Linked DNA regions of Mus musculus: region 2 is linked to region 1. A link is a loop called in an ENCODE intact Hi-C map of the cell type or tissue named here. Cell type or tissue: left cerebral cortex. All regions are shown on one strand. Links, peaks and the distances in the headings refer to the core of each region. The heading gives the core; the rest is flanking DNA.

What was found. Peaks named below come from ENCODE experiments on the same cell type or tissue, not always from the same donor. Only the 100,000 strongest peaks of a DNase experiment are listed, where the experiment ranks them.
Region 2: a loop joins it to region 1, with 10 times the contacts of the local background. A loop is called at or near these places in 8 of 42 quality-filtered maps.

What each region holds. Positions count from the first base shown.
Region 1 is chr13:61,762,463-61,767,844 of GRCm38, reverse strand. No RefSeq gene overlaps it. Among named protein-coding and RNA genes, the nearest start is that of Gm9595, 52 kb to the right of the region's middle. In left cerebral cortex, for the core only: no CTCF peak of the experiment used is centred there; no DNase peak of the experiment used is centred there.
Region 2 is chr13:62,092,690-62,098,071 of GRCm38, reverse strand. No RefSeq gene overlaps it. Among named protein-coding and RNA genes, the nearest start is that of Zfp808, 35 kb to the left of the region's middle. In left cerebral cortex, for the core only: no CTCF peak of the experiment used is centred there; no DNase peak of the experiment used is centred there.

The sequences.
Region 1 (5,382 bases), core at 96-5,095:
CGCCTTTAATCCCAGCATTGGGGAGGCCGAGGCAGGCAGATTTCTGAGTTCAAGGCCAGCCTGGTCTACTAAGTGAGTTCAAGGACAGCCAGGGTTGTACAGAAAAACCGTCTCAGGAAAAAAAGAAAATGAAAAAAAAAAAAAAAAAAGAAAAGCTTTCACCAAAAATTTAAGGAACCTCTGCAATGAAAGATGTGAACTTAACCAATGTTTCTATGGCTTTATGTGTGGAAAATTAATAGAATATTCTGAGCTGTTGGGGTAATATCCACTTATCAGAGAGTGTATACAGTGTGTGTTCTTTTGTGTCTGTGTTACCTCACTTATGATACTATTTCTATGCATTTGCCTGTGAATATCATGAAGTCATTGTTTTTAATAGTTGAGTAGTACTCCATATTGTAAATGTACCACATTTTCTGTAGTCACTCCCCTTTTGAGGGACATCTGGGTTCTTTGCAGCTTCTGGTCATTATATACAAGTTTGCTAAAAACATGGTGGAGCATGTGTCCTTGTTATATGTTGGAGCATGTTCTGGGTATATGACCAGAAGTGAGATAGCTGGTCTTCAAGTGGAAGTATATCTAATTTTCTCAGGAATTGACACATTGATTCCCAAAGTGGTTGTACCAGCTTGCAGTCCCACCAGAAATGGAGAAATATTCCTCTTTCTCCACATGCTTGCCAGCATCTACTGTTGCCTGAGTTTTTGAACTTACCCATTGTGATTGTTGTAAGGTGGAATCTCAGAGTTGTTTTGCTTTGCATTTCCCTGATGACCAAAGAATTTGAACACTTCTTTAGGTGCTTCTTGGCCATTCTAGATTACACAGTTGAGAATTCTTTGTTTAGCTCTGTAACCCATTTTTTACACACAGACCATATGGTACTCAGGGGAATGGAAAACAAGGGTGTGGATGCTTCAGTCCTGCATAGAAAAGGGAACAAGATGGTTCAAATCGGTAGAAGGAATAGGAACCTGGGAGGTAGAGATGACAGGGAAGAAAAGGGGAGAGGGCAGTGTGAGGAATTGGAGGGGACAGGAGAGAATTACAGAGGATCAGGAAATTGAATAATATTATATACCAGTGGGGGATGAGGAACTGGGGGTAGCCACTGGAGAGTCCCAGAAGCCAGGGAAGCAAGAGGCTCCCAGGACACAATGGGGGCAAATTTAGATCCAACAGGGATGATGTTAGCTGAAATGAGAAGCAAAGGAGGGATAGAACCTGTAGAGACCACCTCCAGTAGATTGGCATGGCCTCCAGTCTAAGAATGGAGCCACCCACCTATTTCAAAGTTTTTAACCCAGAAATGTCTCTGTCCAAAGGAAAGACAGGGACAAATATTGGAGTAGAGACTGAAGCAGGGCCATCCTGGGACCACTCCAACTAGGCATCCATTCCCTCTGCAGACACCAAATTCTGACTCTGGACATTGTTGCTGTAGCCAAGAGGATCTTGCAGACAGAAACCTGGTATGGCTCTTCCTGGGAGGTTCTGCTAGTACCTGATGAGAGCACATGTGGATGCGCCCAGCAAAACATCACACTGAGCTCTGGACCCTGGTTGGGTAGCTCAGGGGAAGGACTGGAAGAGCAGAGTGGGATTGCAACCCCATAGGAAGAACAATGTAGGCTGAGATGACCACTCAGGGCTCCCATGGACTTGACCACCAGCCCAGGAGTGTACCATGGCTCCAGATACATATGTAGCAGAAGATGGCCTTGTCTGCCATCAATGGGAGGGGAGGGACTTGGTCCTGTGGAGGTTTGATGCTCCAGCATAGGGGGCTGATGGTGTGGTATGGCAGGAATGGGTGTATTGGTGGGAGAGCACCTTCATAGAGGCAAAGTGAGGGGGGAGAAGGATTTGCAATGTGATGGTGGTGGAGGGGGAACCAGGAAGGGTGATATCATTTGAGATGATCAATTTAAAATAGTTATTAAAATACAAAGAATTCTCAACACCCACAATAATAACTCAAAATAGACCCTAGTTTGGCAGATTTCTTACTGTCCAGCAAGTACTCATCTTTCTTTCAAGTAGACCCCATCTCATCCTGTGAATCAATTTCTAAAGTATTTGTAAAATTTGTTACACAAAACTATCTTTGGAATGCAATGTTCAGAACCAGAAATTCCTTTTCTAAAATTGTCTTTCCCCTACATCTACAAAGCAGTGTCTTGGTGTGTGCACTGGATAGTCATTTTGTAAGAACCACAGCTTTCCACTGCCAGGACTACAGAACCTTTCTCCACCACCCCCCTCCCCGCAGGAAATTAAAACTCAGGAAGGCTCACAGGCCAAGGGCCTCTGTCCAGGTCACCACATACATGTATGAACAGAACCATAGACTGCTCACAATCCATCCCAGTCCCAACAGATCAGATTCTGATAGTTTAGCCAACCTACTCTTCCTAGTCCTGAAAGTGACCTTCCTGGACAGGAGCTGTGACACTCAGCTTATGGTCTACCTCACAGCTCCCTAGTGCTACATCAGAGTTGAATCCCAGAAGGAAGACACAAGGTACTTCCTACTGTTGCTTCTAGTGACTACGTCTACCCAGAGTTCATCACAATCTAGTGTCATCCTGCTGGGCCTCAAAACTGTGGCCGCACTCCTACTGGACCAGAGGAGATCAAATGACTCAGACAGCACAGGCCTGCCCAGCTCTCTGCTTCCACAATAGGGGCACACAGGGCCTGAGTGTGGGAAATTTGTAGTTATCAAGAAATTCTTGCAGTCTCCCAAAGCACATTTTCTTATTCAATCAAGGGACAGAGTACCTTGTGTGTACAACTACTTCCAATTTTCTGAGGATGGCCAGATTGACTTTCAGAGTGGTTATACAGTTTTACAATCCCACCAGGGGTGGAGGGGTCCCTTTCTCCACACCCTTGGGAGCAGGTGCTCTTACTTGAGTTTTTGACCTTAGCCACTTTGATTGTTTAGGAGGAATCTCAGGATTGTTTTGATTTGCATTTTCCTAATGAGTAAGGAGTTTCAACATTTCTTTTTTTTTTTTTTTAAAGATTTATTTATTTATTTATTATATGTAAGTACACTGTAGTTGTCTTCAGACACTCCAGGAGAGGGAGTCAGATCTTGTTACAGATGGTTGTGAGCCACCATGTGGTTGCTGGGATTTGAACTCCGGACCTATGGAAGAGCAGTCGGGTGCTCTTACCCACTGAGCCATCTCACCAGCCCCTCAACATTTCTTTAAGTGTTTCTAGACATTCTAGATTCTTCTGTTGAGAATTTTGTCTCCAATTATATGGTTAATTTTGGAGAATTTTCTGTGAGGTGCTTAGAAGCAGGCATATTCTTTTGTCTTAATGTGAAATGTTCTTTAGATATCTGCTTTTGAAAGAATTCTAAAAGAGCTAGAAAATTTCTAAAACGAGTTGTGTTTTCTCTCCATAGATTTTCCAAACAATATCAGAAATTCCCACTGAAAATTTTTTTTTCAAGAACTGTTTAGGTTTTCGAGATATGTCCAGACTGCAGACTGCTCAGGTCTAGCTAAAGGAAAAAAAAAAAATTTAAACAGGAAGTGCTGCAGCTTTTTGCTAGTTGATCTAATGCAGACCAAAAGCCAAGGTTTTAATTTACACATCAGTTTAATTCTTTATTGTAGGGTCGCTTTGATTATCCTATGAGTCAGCATCCAGTGTCACCAGAACCTTGACAACAAGCATTTTTTTTAAGCACTGCAAAAGAATTCAGAGGTCTGTCTGCCAGCATAAATTTAGCTGGGTGAGACCTTGTCCTGAGATTTCCATTCTGACCACACCAGGACCTAAATTCTCTCTGTTGCAGGCTGACTTTAAACTCAGGAATCTGCCTGCATTTGCATTTGCTTGTCTTTAAATATAACTGCCTGTTTTTCTTAAGATCTGTGAAGATCCTTATACAATTTATATTGCACCCTTATATTTTTGTGTAGTTCAGAAATGATATAGTTTCAAACTCATGATTTTAAAGTTCTTTTCCACAGCCTTAGGTCTTTCTTGAAGGTCCTAGGATTTACCGTTTTGATGGGATGTTAGCCACACCTTTTCTTCCCAGACTAATTCTGTCTCTGGTTATCTTGGAGTCATTAACATTAACAGGGAGGAGACTCCTCAAGGTGGAATGTGAGAACATGTACATTATAATACAAACAAGCCTTCCCACCCCCAGCATTCATTGACTCCAAATGGCCCATGCCTTCTGGTCCTGTCCTAGGAACAGGAACCCTGTCTTGCTGTCCCTACCAAGGCCATGCTGGGCTCTGGCAGTATCCATTTCTGTTGCTTGTGTGTATATTTCAGGGATGAACATTTCCCATTGAAAATGACAGTAGGGAGCTCATCACTGCCTGAGGATGACCTTCCCACTCACAGTACATTCTGACCCTGAAGTAACCTAGGCTATCTAGGACAGGAAACATTATCAACAATAGAGCACTTGGCATGGTGAATATGTGTGCTAAAAGTTACAGGTGTCATGGTCCTGAAGTTCTGCAGCTGCAGGGAAAACTATCCATATTGGCCTGAGCCAATCACTCACAGGCGCTCTTGGCTCTCTGGGTCTCCCACCATACCACGCTAACCACTGTCATCTTGAAATTTTAACAGTGCTATCTAAGCACCATGTATACAGGCCTGTATCACCATGCCTGGTTTAGTTGGCTTCCACTTCACAGAGCTGGTCATTAGAGTTACAGGATGAATAAGATGAACAGTTACACTGAAGTATAATCAGACACGACTTAGCTCTGTGAGCCTGGTTTTCACCATCTATAGAAAAAGGAATGAACTCTGCCCTAGTTCTTTGGTGAGTGTTAACAGATGCTGTGAAAAAGCAAAAACAATATTGCTTGTGTTTGGAAGACAGTGAGGCAGGAGGGCTGTGTTTGATAGGAGCCTTCTTCTGTTACTTGAGTTAGGACCACTGCCTGATCTCTGATGTCTTCACACAACCTATTCCACATACTAGATTCCAGGTGAGCCTGAAATTAACAGTCAGACAATTCTTTAAAATAAAACAAAAATAACTGAAAGAACACAAGAAAATATTAATGAAAATTGAAAATATGTTAACATATTTATTTAGTGTGCCTAATTTGGAATGCTGATAAAGACATAAGGTAACTAATCCATCCTTGGGGACCTAACATGTTTTTATATGCACAACTGAGTACTATAACCAATCGATATAACAACTATTTTCCCATCTGTAGATGTGTTCCTGATTTTTAGCTCAATTCTCTCCTGTAAAGTATACAGACGATGACTAAACGTTTATTCAGCAGATAAGTTCTCTTCTTGAGGAATCAGACTTTTTCCAGCTGTGATCGGAGGGAAATTCTAATTGAATGGGATGCACTGTTT
Region 2 (5,382 bases), core at 207-5,206, 330 kb before region 1:
ATCCACTAAGGATGTTGCTATATGCAAGCCCTTGTTCCAAATGGTTTGTGCAGATAAAGCTCCCGTGATGAAGTTATTCAGATGCCACCACTCAGTACATCTAGTGGCTAAGATCTTATGGACCTCACAGGTGGCTGCTACTTTCCACCTAACCCAGGGGAGGACCCACTACCAAGACTCCTGCTTCTCAGACCACTGCTCCTTCCCTTTAGGGGCAGTGTTCCCATGCTCACCATGATGAGACTCAATAGCTCGCCAGCACTCCGCCAAGGCACCCAGCAGCAAAGGTCAAAGCAAGTCACACCAACCATTCAAGGCTACTCCACAATAACCCGCCTCTTCTCCTGATTGGATGGTTTTCCTGCAGGCCCTGATTGGCAGGCAATCTTGAGTGACATGAGTACTGAAGGCCCAGGCCTAATGCTTTCCTGGCCCAGGAATTAAGTACAGAAGCTGGTCTTTTCCAGATCCGCAAGACTTTTGTTTCAGTATGGCGTTTCCCTGTCCTACCATAGTTTATCTTTCTGTATTGCAGTACTCAGCACGAATATCTTCCTCCTCCTCATAATCATCTTAGTCCTCCTCCTCCCCTTCCTGTTTCTACTCCTCCTCTTCATCTCCTTCTTCGTTTCCTTCTACTCCCCCTCCTCCTCCTAGTCCTGCTCTTTTCCTTATCCCCCTCTCTGCCTCTCCTCTTCCTCTTAGACTCAAGATGATAATTTGCACAGTCCACTATTCACCTTGGAGCAGAGTAAACTATATGACCCATAGGCAGAATGGTTCCATGCCTGTTAACAAATAAAGAGATAATTTAAGACACAAAATATGATATTTCTTATCGTGATTTTACACTGATGTCAGGATTACTGCATCTAATATTCATCTGCTATATACTGTAAGGGTCCAAAAATCGCTGAAGACCCCAGATTCAGACAGTAAGGGGGGAAAAAAAAAGCACTTGTTTTGCAGAAACAACCAGCATTCTTTGAAATGGCAACCCCAGACAAAAGCATGAACACTTGCTTATAGGAAAAAAAATGGAACTCTCTAGAAAGATAGGGCAATCTTAAATTTTATTGGTGGGGGCTAGGGGGTCACAGGTTGTCAGTGATCTGCATTCCTATGTTATGAACTTTTCACCATATGATGAAACAGGCCTGCCCAGCCCAGATGGACCATTCTCAGATAGGTCCCCATTTCTGTGGTTATCCCCAGTCTGGTCTCTGGAAGGGGGTTCTACCATCTTCTTCTGGATTTTATGGTCTGTTCTTAGACCTGGTGTCTTATGACTTACTTTTGGGATTCATAGTTTATTCCTGAAGCTGGCACCTTTTTGAAATCAGGACTTGTCTTCAAATGGAAATTAAATGGAGACAAATGGGGTTTATTTTGCCCTTTCAATATGATTCTCCAGACAACCCTGGGAGAAAAGCAGGAGATGGATGCCAGTCACTATGGAGCACTATTGTTAGCCAGCACGTCTTCCTCAGGGGGAAGGTTAGTGAGCATATCTGTATTTGAAAGGTTTTACACACAAACAGAACTGATAGCATGGATCTCTCTATGTATGCAGAAAGGGGATATATATGAATGGTTCACAAAATGTGATTCAGTTAGTGAAGCAATTAATTTGTACCCATGAAGAGTTGAAGACTACAGTAGTGCCTTTGTGTCTCAGCTGGTCTTCAGCATATACCAGGAGTCCAAAGAAGCAGCCTCTAATGCCAGAAAAATATAATGATCTTGCTAGCTAGAATGTGGCAAGCAGAAAAAGCAAAGGAGCTACCATCTTCCATATGCTTTATATATGTACTCTGCCACCAGAAGCTGTGTCCTAGATTAAAGACTTTTTTTGTCAATTCAAAAGTTCCAGCTTGCAGGGCGGTGGTGGCACACGCCTTTGGCACACTAAGAAGTGCACACATGGGCTGGAAGGAGGTGCCTGGTACATATGTAGCAGAAGTGTGGTATACTCTCCCTCTAGGCTTCCCAAAAAATGGATCTGAGTGTCAGGGGCCATCTAGGAAAGGCTAAGTCAAGCAGGAGGCCTTCCTATATGCAGCCCACATCGATTTGAGTGGCATAAGATGGGTGAGCTCTTAGAAGAAAGGTCCCAAGACACTTCACACCAGGATTGCTTCTGGCAGATGATACTTGTTTTTATCACTATTACTTAGTTTAATGATTCATGGGCATCAGCAAATCTTATTGGGTAAATTTCCTTCAGATCCACATGAACATGAACTTTGATGAATTAATGCTTTTAGAACAATTAATGATTTTATGGAGTTCTTGATTTGATTAAAATAATCTAGGGAAGAATTTTTTTATAGACTGTGTCCATTCTTACTAAAACTAAGTAAAGTCTTACAAATAGGAAATACAATGAGCATAGCTTTCTGAAACTCCCCCCCCCTCTTTTTTTTTTTTTTTTTTTTTTTTTTTTTTTTTTTTGGTTTTTTGAGACAGGGTTTCTCTGTAGAGCCCTGGCTGTCCTGGAAATCACTCTGTAGACCAGGCTGGCCTCGAACTCAGAAATCTGTCTGCCTCTGCCACCAAAGTGCTGGGATTAAAGGTGTGTGCCACCATGCCCAGCTGAAACTCTCCTTTTTGTAACATTTTATATATGAGGCAATCTTTTAAGGAACTTTTGTTTATGGAGGCATAAAAAGTAGAGAAAAAGTAATAAAGTTGGTAACTTGGGTGTTCTGCCCCATCTGTCCGTCCATCCATTCATTAAAATGTATGAATACCGCCATTTTCTACTTCACCTAGTGTATTTGTGCCTGGGAGTGACTCTTTTCCTATCTCTCTGTTTAAAAGTGTTAACAAGCTCCCAGGCCAGCAAGAACCTTCTAGCAATAAATTCTTTTACTCAATAACCTTACGAGAAACAGCATGTTTTAATCCCCAGATATGAGCACTTATTTATGCACAAGTAATAAAGAGTTAATTTTTTGTTGTTGTTGTTGAAGATTTATTCATTTATTATATATAGCTGTAGCTGTCTTCAGACACCCCAGAAGAGGGCACCAGATCTCATTACAGATGGCTGTGAGCCACCATGTGGTTGCTGGGATATGAACTCAGGACCTTTGGAAGAGCAGTCAGTGCTCTTAACCGCTGAGCCATCTCTCCAGCCCAAGAGTTAAGTTTTTAGCACAGAACAGTAAGAGTTTTTTCTCCAGTACTTTATGAACCACAGAACAGTAAGAAAGAATTTAGGTTTTCACACAGAACAGTAATAAGGAGTTAATAAGGAGTTAAGTTGTCAGGGCTTAATACAGCATAGAAGAGAGAGTTATAAAATAAAGATACAGCATAGAATAAAGACCAGAGTTTTATAAAATAACAATAACACACAGCAAGATAAGGAGAAAAGAATCAAGCCAAGAGAGTGTTAGGTTTCTAGAAGCCATGAGCTGAGAGCATCCAGTACAATTGGAGAAAGTTGCAAGGCCAGTGATCATCAGGCTTTTGGGCCTCGTCCAACCCTGTGATCCATCCGCCTGAGCTGTAACCCCTCAAAGGCCAGTTATGCCCCCAGCAGAAGATGCTGTCCCTAAACCTGTGGCCTTAATGTGATATGTGATGCACCTAATCTGGGGAAGACTTGATACCTAGGGCCAGAGAAGCAATGGGAAAGGTCTCTAAGGCAGGAAGAGGCTAGGGAGGAACCAGCAGAAGGGACAGCCTTTGAAATGAAAAAAAAAAAAATCCAAAAATAAAAAATAAAATGAAAAACAAAACAAAACAAAAAGGACCAAACCAAACCAAAACCAAAACCAAAAACAAAGCACAAACAAACAAAAACAAAAACAAAAACAAAAACCTAACTTTAGAAAAGCTTTCACCAGCCAGGCATGGTGGTGCACGCCTTTAATCCCAGCATTGGGGAGGCAGAGGCAGGCAGATTTCTGAGTTCAAGGCCAGCCTGGTCTACTAAGTGAGTTCAAGGACAGCCAGGGCTGTACAGAAAACCCCTGTCTCGTGAAAAAAAGAAAATGAAAAAAAAAAAAAAAAGAAAAGCTTTCACCAAAAACTTAAGGAACCTCTGCAAGGAAAGATGTGAACTTAACCAATGTTTCTATGGCTTTATGTGTGGAAAATTAATAGAATATTCTGAGCTTTTGGGGTAATATCACTTATTAGAGAGTGTATACAGTGTGTGTTCTTTTGTGTCTGTGTTACCTCACTTATGATACTATTTCTATCCATTTGCCTGTGAATATCATGAAGTCATTGTTTTTAATAGTTGAGTAGTACTCCATTGTGTAAATGTACCACATTTTCTGTAGTCACTCCCCTTTTGAGGGACATTTGGGTTCTTTGCAGCTTCTGGTCATTATATACAAGTTTGCTAAAAACATGGTGGAGCATGTGTCCTTGTTATATGTTGGAGCATGTTCTGGGTATATGCCCAGAAGTGAGATAGCTGGTCTTCAAGTAGAAGTGAAGAATAAAAAATTACTGGCCTCTTGTGAGAACATGAACTTTTTACCTCGGAGCCCACCCCCTCCCATCTGAAAAACATTTTTGAGATAAAGGCCTCCTAGAACAACCTCAAAATGAACCAGGTACATTGCCAAATGATAGGACATGACTCCTTAGTTACGTAGATTCCTTTGGCAGAACTCCCTAGTGATGTAAACTTGTACTTTCCCTGCCCAGTTCTCCCCCTTTGAGTTTTACTATATAAGCCTGTGAAAAATTTTGGCTGGTCGTCGAGACTCCTCTACCCTGTGCAAAGGTGTATGAGTTTCGACCCCAGAGCTCTGTGTGCTTTCATGTTGCTGCTTTATTTCGACCCCAGAGCTCTGGTCTGTGTGCTTTCATGTTGCTACTTTATTAAATCTTGCCTTCTACATTTTATGTATGGTCTCAGTGTCTTCTTGGGTACGCGGCTGTCCCGGGACTTGAGTGTCTGAGTAAGGGTCTCCCTTCGGGGGTCTTTCATTTGGTGCATTGGCCGGGAATCAGCGCGACCACCCAGAGGTCCTAGACCCACTTAGAGGTAAGATTCTTTGTTCTGTTTTGGTCTGATGTCTGTGTTCTGATGTCTGTGTTCTGTTTCTAAGTTTGGTGCGATCGCAGTTTCAGTTTTGCGGACGCTCAGTGAGACCGCGCTCCGAGAGGGAGTGCGGGGTGGATAAGGATAGACGTGTCCAGGTGTCCACCGTCCGTTCACCCTGGGAGACGTCCCAGGAGGAACAGGGGAGGATCAGGGACGCCTGGTGGACCCCTTTGAAGGCCAAGAGACCATTTGGTGTTGCGAGATCGTGGGTTCGAGTCCCACCTCGTGCCCAGTTGCGAGATCGTGGGTTCGAGTCCCACCTCGCGTTTTGTTGCGAGATCGTGGGTTCGAGTCCCACCTCGCGCCTT